Linked DNA regions of Homo sapiens: all the other regions are linked to region 2. Evidence: chromatin contacts called from ENCODE Hi-C or POLR2A ChIA-PET data. All regions are on one chromosome and are shown on one strand. The core of a region is the stretch at or near the end of the contact, and the rest is flanking DNA. Distances in the headings are between cores, read along the strand shown. Region 1 holds the start of ZNF28 (zinc finger protein 28). Region 2 holds the start of ZNF83 (zinc finger protein 83). Region 3 holds the start of ZNF600 (zinc finger protein 600). Region 4 holds the start of ZNF468 (zinc finger protein 468).

Region 1 (3,623 bases), core at 1,124-3,623, 180 kb before region 2:
ACAACCTCCGTGTCTCCTGGGCTCAAGCGATTCACCTCCCTCAGCCTCCCGAGTAGCTGGGAATAGAGGCACATGCCAACAGGCCAGGCTAATTTTTGTATTTATAGGAGAGATGGGGTTTCTCCATATTGGTCAGGCCGGTCTCCAACTTCCGACCTCAGGCCATCTGTCCTCCTCGGCCTTCCAAAACGCTGGGATTACAGGCTTGAACCACCGCGCCTGGCCTGAAGTGGTATTTTTTAGAAAGTAACTAAGCCTTTTTTCAGTTTAATGACCCAAGGATGTATTTCTGAAGGTCTTGGGAACGATCCTTGTAAGGCAAACTACAAGGGCGATAGTACCTATATCTCAGTAGGAAGTTAAATAATTCAAACATCAAATATTTCAAATTTAAAGCTACGGACATTTAAATAATTCTGAGCTTTGAGAGGAACGTGGTCATGCAACCTGAGTCCAGTGGTGTGCAGGCGCAACTTCTAAGAGTTTTACTGGCCAGGTGCGGTGGCGCACGCCTGTAGTCTCAGCACTTTGGGAGGCTAAGGTGGGTGGATCACTTGAGGTCAGGAATTAGAAACCAGCCTGGCCAACATGGTGAAACCCCGTGTCTACTGAAAATACAAAAGCATTAGCCAGGCATGGTGGCGTGTGCCTGTAATCCCAGCTACTCAGGAGGCTGAGGCAGGAGAGCTGCTTGAACCCGGGAGATGGAGGTCACAGTGAGCCAAGATTGCACCACTGCACTCCAGCCTGGGCAACAGAGCAAGACTCCGTACCAAAAACCAAACCAAAACAAAACAAAACAAAAAGTGCAATAAAATTTAGTTTCCTAATATAAATTTTAAAAAAAGTTTACCTGTAAATAATTAGGAAGACTAACCTGTTGGCATCATTGTCCCTTCTTATGGAGTGATAAAGTAACCTTCCTTGAAGTGTATCAATCCATAACCAATCAATTTGCTGCAGCCTATGCACTGGCCTTGAATGGAAAATGTGATTCTGGTAAAGCTTCTCTGTCTTTCCCTGTGTGTGAAACCTTAACGTCTCTACTTGGGAACACGGGCCCCCTTCATTTGGAGTTGACGTTTCCAGGTGGCTATCCTCAAGCTTTGTGTTCCAATAAACTCTATAGTTAATTATGTATTCTAAATTTTATTATTTACTGCTGACGTCAGTTTCTGTCGGACTGTAGCAGCCTCACTAGAGACGGCACCTGCCTCCATGTTGTAAAACTCACACTTGTCAAAAAGACGTGGGTTAAAGTAATTCCCCTCTCTCTGCATGAAGCTAACTAGCTGACACAGATAGTCACCTCCATTACCAAGTACAGCCAGGATGAACTATGTGCGACCAAGGCTGTTGTCAACTAATCTTCCCTGAGGACTGATTAGTGTTTATCTTGAAAACATGTACTTAACGGGTTGCATAGAACAATGAAGTTTCTTTCTCTCTTTTCAACCTCTTAGCTGTTTGCCTCTATTTCCCAACACATTCTGGTCTAAGGCTTATTCATTAATAGAATAGTTCTTATTTCTTCCTGTTTTGTCATGAAGATGATTTCTCATTTCGGGGAAGATTTTTTAGTTTTCAGTTGTATTTTCTCAACATTTAAAAAGCAAAGTAAAGAGTATTTCCTGGGCCAGGCACAGTGGCTCAGGCCTGTAATCCCAGCACTTGGGGAGGCCAAGGCAGTCGGATCACTTGAAGTCAGGAGTTCGAGACCAGCCTGTCCAACATGGCGAAATCCTGTCTCTACACAAAATACAAAAATTAACCGGGCATGGTGGGTGTGCCTGTAGTGCCAGCTACTCCGGAGGCTGAGGCAGAAGAATCGCTTCAACCCAGGAGGCAGAGGCTGCAGTGAGTCAAGATCTCGCCACTGCACTCCAGCCAGGGCGACAGAGAAATAGCCTCAAAAAAAAAAAAAAAAAAAAGGGAAAAAGAAAAGAAAAAAATGTAAATAAAAAGGAGAAAGTAATAGATCTCTTTTACAAATGTGCTGGGACAACTAACTGGATATCCACACGGAAAAGAGTAATGTTGTATCCCTGTCTCGCACAAGCAAATTTTTTTTTTATTATTTTTTTATTTTTTTATTTTTTTTTAGAGACGGAGTCTGGCTCTGTTGCCCAGGCTGGTGTGCAGTGGCTCGATCTCGGCCCAATGCAAGCTGTATCTCCCGGGTTCAAAAGCCTGAGAACATGGCCTGGGAGGAGGCTGAGACTCACAGGTCCCGCTCCGGCCCCGCCCTCTGCGGGTTCTAAAGGGCAAGGTCTCGCCGCTTCGCGCCCCGCCCACACCTCACCCGGGCCCCGCTCGCCTCCTCGTTGGCTCCACCCAGGCCTGGTTTCTGTCCTGCGCGCGCAGATTCGCGCAGACCAGGAAGCGGATCCCGTGGAATGACGGTGACGCCGCGGCGGGCGGTGAGTTTTGCTCTGTGTGGTGTTAAGTCTGAGCTTCCCAGGTCCCCGGCACTTCTGTACATGGGATGTGGGGTCCCCCTAGACCTGGAAGTTCTCCCCTTTCTTCGTTCACTCAGAGCAAATGGAGATGTTCTACTGGGAGTCCGGAAGCCCCTTCTTTTTAGGTTTAAAGTCGCCCTGAGGCTGGTCCCGTCCCGGGTCTTTCTGCTACAGGGCAATGTATACACTTCCTATCTCGTAGTTTTCCTGCTCAAAACCTTTTTTTGACTCCTTCCGCACGGCTCTTTTTAAAGTCCTCACCCTAGAGGTGTATTCCCACCCTGTGCGCCTCCCAGCCTCATCCTCCTGGGTTCCTGGAGCACAGCGCGGCGACCCCAGTCCCGGGAAGGCTGCGTTCTGTGGTCCTGGGATCCTGCGGATCCCACCCTTGTCCGAAGGCGTCGTCGCTCCCCACCTCCCTCCTCCTCTTGCTGGGCCCTGCTGCTCCCCAGATCTCCCCTCCGCAGTCACCGCTTCCCCTGAGCCCGCGTTGGAGAGGTGCCTGGGGCTTGTCCTGTGACGCGGGGTGTTCTTGCCCGCCCAGCTCCAGCTCTGGGAAAATGCGCTTCTCCGAGATGCAGGTGTCTTACTCCAAACCCTCGTGTGATCGTGTGGGCCAAAGGGATCAGGAGACAGAGAGAGGGACTAAGAGAGCAGTAGAAAACCTGAGACAGAGAAAAGAAGAATGAGAAAGACCCATAACAGATGGCAAAGTAGAGGATGGTGAGGGATTTGCCAAGAGACAGCAAAAGTGATAAAAGATAAGAAAGCAGGAGGAGAAAAGCAACTGGAGAAATGTAGAGAAAAGCTAGATGTACAGAGAGATGAAGGACAGACAGCAAGGTAGGGAGAGGGGCAGAAATGTGGAGGCTCATCAGAGTGAGGGAGAGGAGGAGGGATGTGGAGCCGGGTCAGACAGAGCAGAGTGGTGCTGGTGGCAAGGAGAACAGAGGGAGAAGCACAGCGGGGAGGACACCTGGGGATCTGGGGTGCCAGACTGGGTCCAGGGGGTTATAACAGAGAAGAGAGAATTTAACAGGGAGAGCAGAGAGGGGAGAAGAGGTGGAAATCTATGGAGATTGAGGACGATCTAAAGATTGGGGAGAAGGACCAACAAGAGGTTAAATAAGGGCCGGGCGCGGTGGCTCACGCCTGTAATCCCAG
Region 2 (4,005 bases), core at 743-3,242:
TCTGTCTTTCCCTGTGTGTGAAACCTTAACGTCTCTACTTTGGAACGCCGATCTCATTTATTTGGAGTTGGTGTTTCCAGGTGGCTTTCTTCAAGCTTTGTGTTCACATAAACTCAGTACTTAATCTTACATTCTAAATTTTATTATTTACTGCTGACGTCAGTTTCTGTCGGATTGTAGGCGCCTGACCAGAGAGGGCACGCGTCGCTATGTTGTAAAACTCACACTCGTCAAAAAGACATGGGTTAGGGTTTTCCCCCTCCCTCTGGATGAAGCTAATTAGCTGACACAGATGGTCACCTCCATTACCAAATAGAGCCAGGATGAACTATGTGTGACCAAGAGTGTTGTCAAGTCCTCTTCCCTGAGGACTGATTAGTGTTTATCTTGAAAACATGTACTCAATGGGTTGTATAGAACAGTGAAGTTTCCTTGTCTCTTTTCAACCTCTTAGCTGTTTGCCTCAATTTCCCATCACATTCTGGTTTAAGGCTTACTTATTAATAATGTGGTTTTTATTTCTTTCACTATTATCATCGTGAAGATGATTTCTCATTGGGGGGAAGATTTTTTTTGTTTTCCATTATATTTTCTCAAAATTTAAAGAGTAAAGAAATGAATATTTTTTGGGCCAGGAAGTGTGGCTTATGACTATAATCCCAGCACTTTCAGAGGCTGAGGCAGTCAGATCACTTGAAGTCAGAAGTTCGAGACCAGCCTAGCCAATATAGTGAAACCTCGTTTGTATCGAAAATACAAAAATTAGCCGGGCATGGTTGTGCGCGTCTGTAATGTCAACTACTCCGGAGGCTGAGACAGGAAAATCGGTTCAACCCAGGAGGCAGAGGCTGCAGTGAGCCCAGATCTCGCCACCGCATTCCAGCCTGGCCAAAAAAGAAAACTCTGCCTCAAAAAAAAAAAAAAAAAAAAATAGAAAAAACTAAATATATAAAAGAAAATAAGCCGGGCGCGGTGGCTCACACCTGTAATCCCAGCACTTTGGGAGGCCGAGGCGGGCGGATTACTTGAGGTCGGAAATTTGAGACCAACCTGACCAACATGGAGAAATCCCATCTCTACTAAAAATACAAAATTAGCAGGGCATGGTGGCACATCCCTGTGATCCCAGCTACTTGGGAGATAGAGGCATGAGAATCGATTGAACCTGGGAGACAGAGATCGCGCCATTGCACTCCAGCCTGGTCAACTAGAGCAAAACTCCATCTCAAGAAACAAAAAAAGAAACTGATAGATCTCTTACACAAATACGCTGGGACAACTAACTGGATATCCACGTGGAAAAGAATAATGTTGGATCCCTATGTAACATCATCAAAAATTTTATTATAAAAAAGAAAAGAGAGAGAGAGACGAGGAAGGGAGCCCTGCGGGAGGGGGTGTTACTTTGTCGCCCAGGCTGGCCTGAACTCCCAGGCTCGGCGATCCTCCCGCCGCTGCTTCCTGAATAGCTGGGACCTCAGGCTCCCACTCCCGCGCCCATATCCCAGCTGTGTTTAAGCCGCAGGTGGTGACCTCACCCATCCTTGGCCTGAGCACTCCATCCTGCATCTCAGGCAGTGGCCTGAGTCTCTAAAGCTGAGCACAGCGTGGACTCTCTCCCAAGTGAATGGAGAATAGAAAGGGAGAGGATTTCTATTCGGTTCTGTGGGCTATCAGCATGAAATTGTACCTTCCGCCCAGGCAGGGCTTTGCATTTCACATTCTAGTTTGCATCCCCGTTCCAGATAATTCCAGGGCTTTTGAATCATGCCTCAGCCTTCCTGGCCGGTCTCGCCTCCAAAACCCGAAAAATGCCTCTGCGCTGGGAACGATGCTGAGAGACTCACAGGTCCCGCCCTGGCCCCGCCCACTGCTGGTTCTAAAGGGGAAAGTCTCTCGGCTTCCCACCCCGCCCCTACCTCATCCAGGCCCCGCCCACCTCGCGGGCCCCGCCCAGACCTGGCTTCTGTACTGCGCGCGCACATGCGCGCAAACCCGGAAGCGGATTATGTGGAGTGAAAGTTACACCGTGGCGGTGAGTTTCGCTCTTCTATTAAGTCTGCGCTTACCAGGTCCCCGGCGCTGCTGTACCTGAGACGTGGGGTCCCCACAGACCTGGAAATTCTCTCCCTTCTTCCTTCACCCAGGACAAATTGAGACGTCCCCATGAGAGTCCGGATATCGCTTCCTTTTGGGTTTAAAGTCGCCCTGAGGCTGGGCTGTCCCCGGTCTTTCTGCTGTAGGGCGATGTATACACTTCCTGTCGCGTAGTTTTCCTGCTCAAAACTGTTTTCTGACTCCTCCCGCCCCTCGCTTTTTAAAGTCCTCACCCGAGAGCTGGATTCCCGCCCTGGGCGCCTCCCACCCTCGCCTTCGTAGGCCACTGGAGCGCAGCGCCAGGGCCCCAGTCCCAGGGAGGCCGCGTACTTTGCCTGGTCCTGGAATCCTGCAGACCCCAACCTTGTCTTAAGGCGCCGTCTCCCCCCCACCTCCCTCCTCGTGGCGGGCCCTGCTGCTCCACAGGTCTCTCCTCCACAGTCACCTCTTCCCCTGAACCCGCGTTGGGGAGGTACCCGGGGCCTGTCCTGTGACACGGGGTGTTCTTGCCTGCCCAGCTCCAGCCCCCGGAAAACGAGCTCCTCCGGGATGCAGGCGTCTTATCCAAACCCTCCTGTGATTGTGTCGGCCAAAGGCATTGGGAGACAGAGCAGTAGAAAAGCTGAGACAGAGAAAAGAATGAGAAAGACCCATAACAGAGGGCAAAGTAGAGGGTGGGTGATGGATTTGTCAAGAGACAGCAAAAGTGAAAAGAAAAAAAAAGAAAGCAGGAGGAGAAAAGTAACTGGAGAAACGTAGAGAAACCTAGATGTACAGAGAGATGAAGGACAGCAAGGTAGGGAGAGGGGCAGCAAAGAGGGAATCTCATCAGAGTGAGGGAGAGGAGGAGGGATTTGGAGCCAGGGCAGACAGAGCAGAGTGGTGCTGGTGGCAAGGAGAACAGAGGGAGAACCACAGCAGGGAGGACACCTGGGGATCTGTGGTTCCACATATTGGGGACAGGGGGTATAACAGGGAAGACGGAATTTAACAGGGAGAGCAGAGGATGCACAGAGATGGGAGAAGAGGCGGAAATATATCAAGATTGAGGACGATAGAACGATTGGGGAGAAGGAACAGCAAGAAGTTAGGTAAGTTGCGAGGATGGAGCAGAAGAGGTGGAAGAGAAGGAATAGAGGGAAGAAGGGGATAAACAGCAGGAGAGGAGAGGGGTACAAAATGAGGAGCAGAATGCCAGGTAAAAAGAAAAGAAAACAAGAGCTAGAGAGAGAAGGGGAGAATGAGAGATATGTACACAATTAGGGAGGGAAGCACAGTAATGAAGAAAGATGGGCTGGGCGCAGTGGCTTACGCCTGTAATCCCAGCACTTTAGGAGACTGAGGCAAGAAGATTGCTTGAGTACAGGAGTTCGAGTCTAGCTTGGGCAACATAGTGAGACCCCCATCTCTACCAAAAAAAAAAAAAAACAACCGGGCATGATAGTGTGCACCTGTAATCCCAGCTACTCTGAAGGCCGAGGCAGAAGGATCACTTGAACCCAGGAGGTCCAGGCTGCAGTGAGCCGAGATCATGTCACTGCACTCCAGCCTGGTCAACAGAGCAAGACCCTGTCTCAAAAGAAAAAAAGGGGCGGAGGACTTTGGGTTTAGATGAGTGGGTGAGTTCATTGGATACGATTAGTTGTGACATTTGACTTCTTTGTATATAATCTAGTAACTTAAAACTGCTTAAATTATACAGATGAGATTGAGAATTTTAAGAATCCTATCTATAAGACATGTACATTCTATGAATGTTGGCCTCAGAGGTTAGCTTCCACTTGGAATCCCTATTCAGCTACAGTGGAGTGACTTATTCACTTGTGAGTCACTCTGTTCCCTTTTCCCAGAGTGGGGTAGGGAGTGGGGCAGTGAAGTGAGAAAAAAATCCCTTTCTGTTAACACATA
Region 3 (4,077 bases), core at 1,143-3,642, 150 kb before region 2:
CTGCAAGTGACAAGCAGCCTTTCTTCCCTAAGTCTTTGTTCTGACATCACTTTTTCTATGAAAACTTTTGTGTTCTCCCACAGTCCCCCATTTGACATGACAGCCCCACCTTCACCCCCATCTCTGGCCCATGTTGCCTGTTCTGTGTGATCCTTTTTGCTCCTTCGCTGTTCACTGGATCCTGGTGGGAACAAGTCCCCAAGCGGAGAGCAGAGCCAGAAGGTGGGGCTCTGCGGGGCTGGTGCCCTGAGTGGAGCTCAAACTTGGCTTCACATTAGGGTTTTCAGGCATTTTGCAAATATAGCTTCTATGCTGTTTTATCAGAGATTGCTATTATCACAGTATGGGACCCACCCTCAATAATACCTACAATGGTGCAGGTGATTCTCATCTGTCTCCAGCATTGAACATCAAGGCAGTTTCCTCCATGTTGAGAGCTGAGATCAGCCTGTGATCCACAGGGAGGTGAGGGGGCTGTGCTCTGCATGGGGTTTGGTTAGGGCCAGATCTGTGCCCTGAAGATCTGTGTCCTGCTGCAGCGTGTGTGTGGACTTTTGCAGGAGGGAGCAAGACCTCAAAACAGGTCAAAATTGCCCTTGTAGGTCTTCCTGTGGCACCTTCTTATCTCCACATAATCTCTGGTGCAGTGGGCAGCAGAGAACCATCTTTATCCCTGGTGAGGTCTCCCCTGTGTGTGTGTTTTGTCACAGGAAAGGAGGGAGTGATTTCTAAAAATTAAATCTCGTATTTTTTTTTACATACAGGATTGATTTTCCAAAGACTCATGTTACGTGAGGAAGACACCAAGAGGAGCAAAGAAAAGGAGCCAGGGATGGCTCTTCCTCAGGTGGAGTAATATTCCTCGGTGGATTCTTCTGTCTCTTTCCTTTCTGAAATGCCAGGTATTGTAGTAGCCAGTCTTCTGTGAGTCTGAAGCATCCTGCCTCACACGTTTGCTCACACTAACCCATGCCTTTTCTCAGTCCTTGTCATCTTCACTTAAATTCCATCTTCTATAACCTAGTGACATGAGCTTGGGAAGAGGCTGCACTGGGCATGGTCCTGGGAAGGGCTCACACCAGAGATGGATGGAGATGGGGTGTGGACCCCAAGGTGTCAGTGATATTGGGCAGCAGGGATTGTTCAGGGGCCACATCTGGATGCACATTTAGCTCTTTGTGGATCAGATCAGAGAATCTATGTATGAAAGTCATACATTAATGTATGCACTGGTATCTGTGTACTGGTATCTGGTAAATTCTGGAAAAGGAGACAAACTAGGGGAGATATTTCTTTTTCTTTTTCTTTTTCTTTTTTTTTTTTGAGACGTAGCCTCGCTCTGTCGCCCAGGCTGGAGTGCAGTGGCACGATCTTGGCTCACTGCACGCTCCGCCTCCCGGGTTCACTCCATTCTCCTGTCTCAGCCTCCCTAGTAGCTGGGATTACAGGCACCCACCACCACGCTTGGCTAATTTTTTTGTATTTTTTAGTAGAGATGGGGTTTCACTGTGTTAGCCAGGATGGTCTCGATCTCCTGACCTCATGATCTGCCCGCCTCAGCCTCCCAAAGTGCTGAGATTACAGGTGTGAGCCAGCGCGCCCGGTCTTGTTTTTGTTTGGGTTAGGCGGGCTCCTGTAGTTCCAGTTACTCGAAAGGCTGAGGCAGGAGAAGGGCGTGAACCCGGGAGGCGGAGCTTGCAGTGAGCCAAAATCGTGCCACTGCACTCCAGCCTGGGCGACACAGCGAGACTCCGTCTCAAAAAAAAAAAAAAAAAAAAAAAGTAAAAGAGCGAGAGAGAGATCAGGAAGAGGACCCTGCAGTTAGGGGGTGTTACTTTGTCGCCCAGGATGGCCTGGACCCCCAGGTTCAGGGATTCTCCCGCCGCTGCTTCCTGAGTAGCTGGGACCTCAGGCTTCCGCCTCGTGCCCGCATCCCTGCTGTGTTTAGGCAGCAGGTGGTGACCTCACTCCTCCCTGGCCTGAGCTCTCCGTCCCGCATCCCAGGCGGAGGCCCTAGGGAACACTTTGAAGCTGAGCACGGGGTGGACCCTCCCTCCTGAGTGAATGGAGAATAGAAAGGGAGAGGATTTCTGTTCTGTTCTGTGGGCCATCAGCATGAAATCGTATGTTCCGCCCTGGCAGGGCTTTGCATTTCACATTCTAGTTTGCATTCCCGTTCCAGATAATTCCAGGGCTTTTGAATCATGCCTCAGCCTTCCTGGCCGCTGTCGCCTCCAAAAACTCGAAAAACAGAGGCGCTGAGTGCGAGGCTGAGAAGCACAGGTCCCGCCCCGGGCCCTCCCTCTGCCGGTTCTAAAGGGCAAGGTCTCTCCGCCTGGGGCCCCGCCTCTACCCCGCCCAGGTCCAGCCAACCTGCCCCGGCCTGGCTTCAGTCCTGGGCGCGCACAAACCCGGAAGCGGATCGCGTGGAGTGAAGGTCCTACCACGGCGCGTGAGTTTTGCTCTGCCTTGGATTAAGTCTGCACTTCCCAGGTCCCCGGCGCTTCTGCCCCTGGGACGTGGGATCCCCACGGACCTGGAAATTCTCGCCTGTCTTCCCTTCACCCAGAGCAAATTGAGACGTCCCGGTAAGAGTCTGGAAGTTGCTTGCTTTTGGGTTTGAAGTCGCTCGGAGGCTGGTCCCGTCCCCGGTCTTTCTGCTATAGGGCAATGTATACACTTCCTATCGCGTATTTTTCCTGCTCAAAACATTTTTCTGACTATTCCCGCCCCGTGCTTTTTAAAGTCCTCACCCGCGAGGTGGATTCCAGCCCTGGGCGCCTCCCAGCCTCGCCCCAGTTGGCACCTGGAGCGCGGCGCCCCGGCCCCAGCCCCGGGGAGGCTGCGTCCTCTGCCTGGTCCTGGGATCCTGCAGGTCCCACCTTTGTCTTAGGGTGCCGTCGCCCACCACGTCCCTCCTGGTGCCGGGCCCTGCTGCTCCCCAAGTCTTCGCTTCCCCTGAGCCAGGGTTGGGGTGGGTCGCAGGGGCTTGTCCTATGATACCAGGTGTTCTTTCCTGTCCAGCTCCACCCCCTGGAAAATGCGCTTCTACGGGATGCAGGCGTCTTACTCCAAACCCGCCTGTGATTACTCCAAACCCGCCTGGGCCAAAGGGATCAGGAGATAGAGAGAGGGACTGAGAGAGCAGTAGAAAACCAGAGACAGAGAAAAGAAGAATGAGAAAGGCCCATAACAGATGGCAAAGTAGAGGATGGGTTAGGAATTTGCCAAGAGACAGCAAAAGTGAAAGAAAAAAAACTAAGAAAGCAGGAGGAGAAAAGCAACTGGAGAAATGTAGAGAAAAGCTAGATGTACAGAAAGATGAAGGACAGCAAGGTAGGGAGAGGGGCAGCAAAGAGGGAGGCTCACCAGAGTGAGGGAGAGGAGGAGGGATTTGGAGCCAGGGCAGACAGAGCAGAGTGGTGCTGGTGGCAAGAACAGATGGAGAACCACAGCAGGGAGGACACCTGGGGATCTGAGGTGCTGGAGAGTGGGGACAGAGGGGTATAACAGGGAAGAGAGAATTTAATAGGGAGAGCAGAGGAGACGGAGAGATAAGAGAAGAGGCTGTAATATATAGACATTGAGGAAGATTGAAAGATTGGGGAGAAAGAACAACAAGAGGTTAAATAAGGACCGGGCGCTGTGGGTCATGCCTGTAATCCCAGCATTTTGGGAGGCTGAGGCGGGTGGATCACCTGAGGTCCGGAGTTCGAGACCAGCCTGATCAACAGGGAGAAACCCCGTCTCTATTAAAAATATAAAATTAGCTGGGAGCGGTTGCACATGCCTGTAATCCCAGCTACTAGGGAGGCTGAGGCAGGAGAAACCTTTGAACCTGGGAGGCAGAGGTTGCGGTGAGAGCCAAGATCGCACCGGTGCACTCCAGCCTGCACAACAAGAGTGAAACTCCATCTCAAAAAGGAAAAAAAAAAAAGAGGTTAAATAAGCTGTGAGAATGGAGCAGAAGAGGTGGAAGAGAAGTAATAGAGGGAAGAAGGGGATAAACAGCAGGAGAGGAGAGGGGTACAAAATGAGGAGCACAATCCCAGGGAAAAAGAAAAGAAAACAAGAGCT
Region 4 (3,928 bases), core at 82-2,581, 220 kb before region 2:
GGCAGGCGGATCACTTGAAGTCAGGAGTTCGAGACCAGCCTGTCCAACATGATGAAACCCCGTCTGTACCCAAAATACAAAAATTAGCCGGGCATGGTGGGTGTGCCTGTAATGCCAGCTACTCCGGAGGCTGAGGCAGAAGAATCGCTTCAACCCAGGAGGCAGAGGCTGCAGTGAGCCGAGATGTCACCATTGTACTCCAGCCTGGGCGACAGAGAAATACTCAGTCTCAAAAAAAAAAAAAAAAAGAAGAAGAAGAAGAAAAAGAAAAAATGTAAATAAAAAGGAGAAAGTAACAGATCTCTTTTACAAATGTGCTGGGACAACTAACTGGATATCCATATGGAGAAGAGTAATGTTGTATTCCTATCTCACACAAGCAAATTTAGTTTGTTTATTTATTTTTAGAGAGGGAGTCTGGCTCTGTCGCCCAGGCTGGAGTGCAGTGGCTCGGTCTCGGCCCACTGCAAGCTCCACCTCCCATGTTCACCGCATTCTCCTGCCTCAGCCTCCTGAGTAGCTGGGACTACAGGCGCCCGCCACCACGCCCGGCTAATTTTTGTATTTTTAGTGGAGACGGGGTTTCATCGTGTAAGCCAGGATGGTCGCGATCTCCTGACCTCGTGATCCGCCCGCCTCAGCCTCCCAAAGTGCTGGGATTACAGGCGTGAGTCACCGTGCCCGGCCTAATAAAAATTTTATTTTAAAAATTTAAAAAAGAGAGAGACTGCGGGAGGGAATGTTACATTGTCGCGCAGGCTGTCCTGGACCCCCAGGCTGAGCGATCCTCCCGCCGCTGCTTCCTGAGTAGCTGGGACCTCAGGCTCCCACGCCCGCATCCCTGCTGTGTTTAAGCAGCAGGTGGTGACCTCACTCCTCCCTGGCCTGAGCACTCCGTCTGGCATCCCAGGCTGTGGCCCTAGGGATGTCTCTGAAGCTGAGCACTGGGTGGACTCTCCCTCCTGAGTGAATGGAGAATAGAAAGGGAGAAGATTTCTATACTGTCCTGTGGGCCATCAGCATGAAATCCTACGTTCCGCCCAGAAAGGGCTTTGCATTTTACATTCTAGTTTGCATCCTCCTTCCAGACTATTCCAGGGCTTTTGAATTATCCGTCTGCCTTCCTGGGGGCTCTCGCCGCCAAAACCCGGAGAACGGGTTGGGAGGAGGCTGAGAGATGCACAGGTCCCGCTCCGGCCCCGCCCTCTGCGGGTTCTAAAGGGCAAGGTCTCGCCGCTTCGCGCCCCGCCCACACCTCACCCGGGCCCCGCTCGCCTCCTCGTTGGCTCCACCCAGGCCTGGTTTCTGTCCTGCGCGCGCAGATTCGCGCAGACCAGGAAGTGGATCCCGTGGAATGACGGTCACGCCGCGGCGGGCGGTGAGTTTTGCTCTGTGTGGTGTTAAGTCTGAGCTTCCCAGGTCCCCGGCACTTCTGTACATGGGATGTGGGGTCCCCATAGACCTGGAAGTTCTCGCCTTTCTTCCTTCACTCAGAGCAAATGGAGATGTTCTACTGGGAGTCCGGAAGCCCCTTCTTTTTAGGTTTAAAGTCGCCCTGAGGCTGGTCCCGTCCCGGGTCTTTCTGCCATAGGGCAATGTATACGTTTCCTATCGCGTAGTTTTCCTGCTCAAAACCGTTTTTTGACTCCTTCCGCACGGCTCTTTTTAAAGTCCTCACCCTAGAGGTGTATTCCCACCCTGTGCGCCTCCCAGCCTTACTCTCCTGGGTTCCTGGAGCACAGCGCGGCGACCCCAGTCCCGGGAAGGCTGCGTTCTGTGGTCCTGGGATCCTGCGGATCCCACCCTTGTCCGAAGGCGTCGTCGCTCCCCACCTCCCTCCTCCTCTTGCTGGGCCCTGCTGCTCCCCAGATCTCCCCTCCGCAGTCACCGCGTCCCCTGAGCCCTCGTTGGAGAGGTGCCTGGGGCTTGTCCTGTGACGCGGGGTGTTCTTGCCCGCCCAGCTCCAGCACTTGGAAAATGCGCTTCTCCGAGATGCAGGCGTCTTACTCCAAACCCTCTTGTGATCGTGTGGGCCAAAGGGATCAGGAGACAGAGAGAGGGACTGAGAGAGCAGTAGAAAACCTGAGACAGAGAAAAGAAGAATGAGAAAGACCCATAACAGATGGCAAAGTAGAGGATGGGTGAGGGATTTGCCAAGAGACAGCAAAAGTGATAAAAGATAAGAAAGCAGGAGGAGAAAAGCAACTGGAGAAATGTAGAGAAAAGCTAGATGTACAGAGAGATGAAGGACAGCAAGGTAGGGAGAGGGGCAGAAATGTGGAGGCTCATCAGAGTGAGGGAGAGGAGGAGGGATGTGGAGCCGGGTCAGACAGAGCAGAGTGGTGCTGGTGGCAAGGAGAACAGAGGGAGAAGCACAGCGGGGAGGACACCTGGGGATCTGGGGTGCCAGATTGGGTCCAGGGGGTTATAACAGAGAAGAGAGAATTTAACAGGGAGAGCAGAGGAGGCGCATAGATGGGAGAAGAGGCAGAAATCTATGGAGATTGAGGACGATCTAAAGATTGGGGAGAAGGACCAACAGGAGGTTAAATAAGTTGCAAGGATGGAGCCCAGCTAATTTTTGTATTTCTAGTAGAGATAGGGTTTCACCATGTTGGCCAGGTTGGTCTCAAACTCCTGACCTCAGGTAATCCACCCACCTCCACCTCCCAAAGTGCTGGAATTACAGGTGTGAACCACCTCAGCTGTCCACCCATGTATTTCTTGATTGAAATAATTTGCTTATGTCTTGGTTCTACAGCTGACCCTGTTTCCCTGTTTTCAAGGTCAAGAGCTGTGTGTTTACACTGCTGCATTTTATAAATGTTAGTGTGATTTTCTTGTAAGGAAGAATTCAATGTTGGGAGTCAATTTCATCAGAACCTTTCAAAAGAATTTTCTTTAACCCAGGCATGTGAAAAATGCTTCTCTAATTTTAAGAATGGGATGATAAGACCAACCCATCCCATTAGCCCTTCCAGGCCCCCATGTAAGAATTCAGGCACACCTTCTCACTCATCTCAGACCTTCTCAGGGTAACTTCGTGAAAATGTTTCCAGCTCTGAGCCCCAGTGAACCTCCCTGCATCTTTGCGACGAAGGGCTAGACCAGAAAAGCTCAACCTGAGTGATCCTGACCCCTGAAATGATTGGCAAAATAGAGGCGGTGTCTGGGTGTGGCTTTTTTTCTGGTAGAGGAGAGTGCCCAGTTGTAATTAGAATTTTCAGTGGGATGCAGTACCCCAAAAATGAAAAAAAAAAAAGCAGAAGAATGGAAGAAACAGAGCGGTAGACTCAGAAACAGAGAGGATCTTTGGAGGCCTTTGTCTGTATTAGAATATCACAGCTACATCTAAAGCAGGTCATGTCAGTGCCTGGCAGGGAACCCTCCACCTGCTTCCCGTGTTCCCCAGGACAAAAGCCCGACTCTTCACTTTGGCTCCACAGCCCTGTGTTCAGGGTCCCTGCCAGTGTCCAGCCTCCTCCTGGGAGCTTACCCTCATCTGACTCCCTCTGCCCCAGTCACATTTGCTTTTCTCTTTTTTCAAACATCAAAATCCTTCCTGTCTCAGGTTGTTGTCCCTGCTCTTATTCAATGTTTCTAAATGAAGATGGCACTGTCCCTTTCTCCTTCAGGTCTAGGCTCAGAGCTGTCTCCCATGCCCTCCCACCCCCATCTGAAGTTCCCTCTACCCATCAGTGTCTATGGCATTACTCAAGTCTTCTTATCTCTGTGTCAATCCCATCAGAAATGCACTTTTTTTTTTTTTTTCAAACAGACTCTCACTCTGTCCTCCGGGCTGTGAGTGCAGTCTTGTGATCTTGGCTCACTGCAACCTGTATCTCCTGGGTTCAAGCAATTCTTGTGCCTCAGCCTCCCAAGTAGCTAAGATTACAGGTGTGTGCCACCACACCCTGCTAATTTTGTA

The links. Hi-C counts contacts between places; a loop is a spot of excess contacts on that map. ChIA-PET counts read pairs that join two places held with the same protein, here RNA polymerase II (POLR2A). Pooled maps may share reads with other maps.
Region 1: a map with no recorded cell type shows a loop between it and region 2 (17-fold over the local background). The contact joins the promoter of ZNF28 here to the promoter of ZNF83 in region 2. A Hi-C loop is called at or near these places in 1 of 37 single-sample maps with no recorded cell type and 8 of 50 pooled maps. POLR2A ChIA-PET finds 5 or more read pairs at or near these places in 1 of 52 experiments (endothelial cell of umbilical vein).
Region 3: a loop to region 2 is called in a map of CD8-positive, alpha-beta T cell, with 9 times the contacts of the local background. The contact joins the promoter of ZNF600 here to the promoter of ZNF83 in region 2. A Hi-C loop is called at or near these places in 2 of 168 maps with a recorded cell type or tissue (CD8-positive, alpha-beta T cell and naive thymus-derived CD4-positive, alpha-beta T cell), 6 of 37 single-sample maps with no recorded cell type and 14 of 50 pooled maps. POLR2A ChIA-PET finds 5 or more read pairs at or near these places in 3 of 52 experiments (IMR-90, activated CD8-positive, alpha-beta memory T cell and naive thymus-derived CD4-positive, alpha-beta T cell).
Region 4: a map of naive thymus-derived CD4-positive, alpha-beta T cell shows a loop between it and region 2 (17-fold over the local background). The contact joins the promoter of ZNF468 here to the promoter of ZNF83 in region 2. A Hi-C loop is called at or near these places in 1 of 168 maps with a recorded cell type or tissue (naive thymus-derived CD4-positive, alpha-beta T cell), 1 of 37 single-sample maps with no recorded cell type and 9 of 50 pooled maps. POLR2A ChIA-PET finds 5 or more read pairs at or near these places in 1 of 52 experiments (activated CD4-positive, alpha-beta T cell).

Annotation. Positions count from the first base shown.
Region 1 is chr19:52,820,383-52,824,005 of GRCh38, reverse strand. It overlaps ZNF28 (zinc finger protein 28), which reads left to right and starts at 2,373. Exons shown (of 4, transcript NM_006969.5): 1 at 2,373-2,420. It also overlaps a transcript of ZNF600 not described here. RefSeq lists an enhancer at 1,927-2,428.
Region 2 is chr19:52,636,342-52,640,346 of GRCh38, reverse strand. ZNF83 (zinc finger protein 83) reads left to right here and starts at 1,992. Exons shown (of 3, transcript NM_018300.4): 1 at 1,992-2,035. It also overlaps the pseudogene LOC124904757. RefSeq lists a silencer at 1,745-1,944 and enhancers at 2,155-2,274, 2,028-2,545, 2,546-3,064.
Region 3 is chr19:52,785,106-52,789,182 of GRCh38, reverse strand. ZNF600 (zinc finger protein 600) reads left to right here and starts at 2,392. Exons shown (of 6, transcript NM_001321866.4): 1 at 2,392-2,588. RefSeq lists a silencer at 2,234-2,383 and enhancers at 1,716-2,573, 2,574-3,432.
Region 4 is chr19:52,855,022-52,858,949 of GRCh38, reverse strand. ZNF468 (zinc finger protein 468) reads left to right here and starts at 1,331. Exons shown (of 4, transcript NM_001008801.2): 1 at 1,331-1,378. RefSeq lists an enhancer at 1,653-1,732.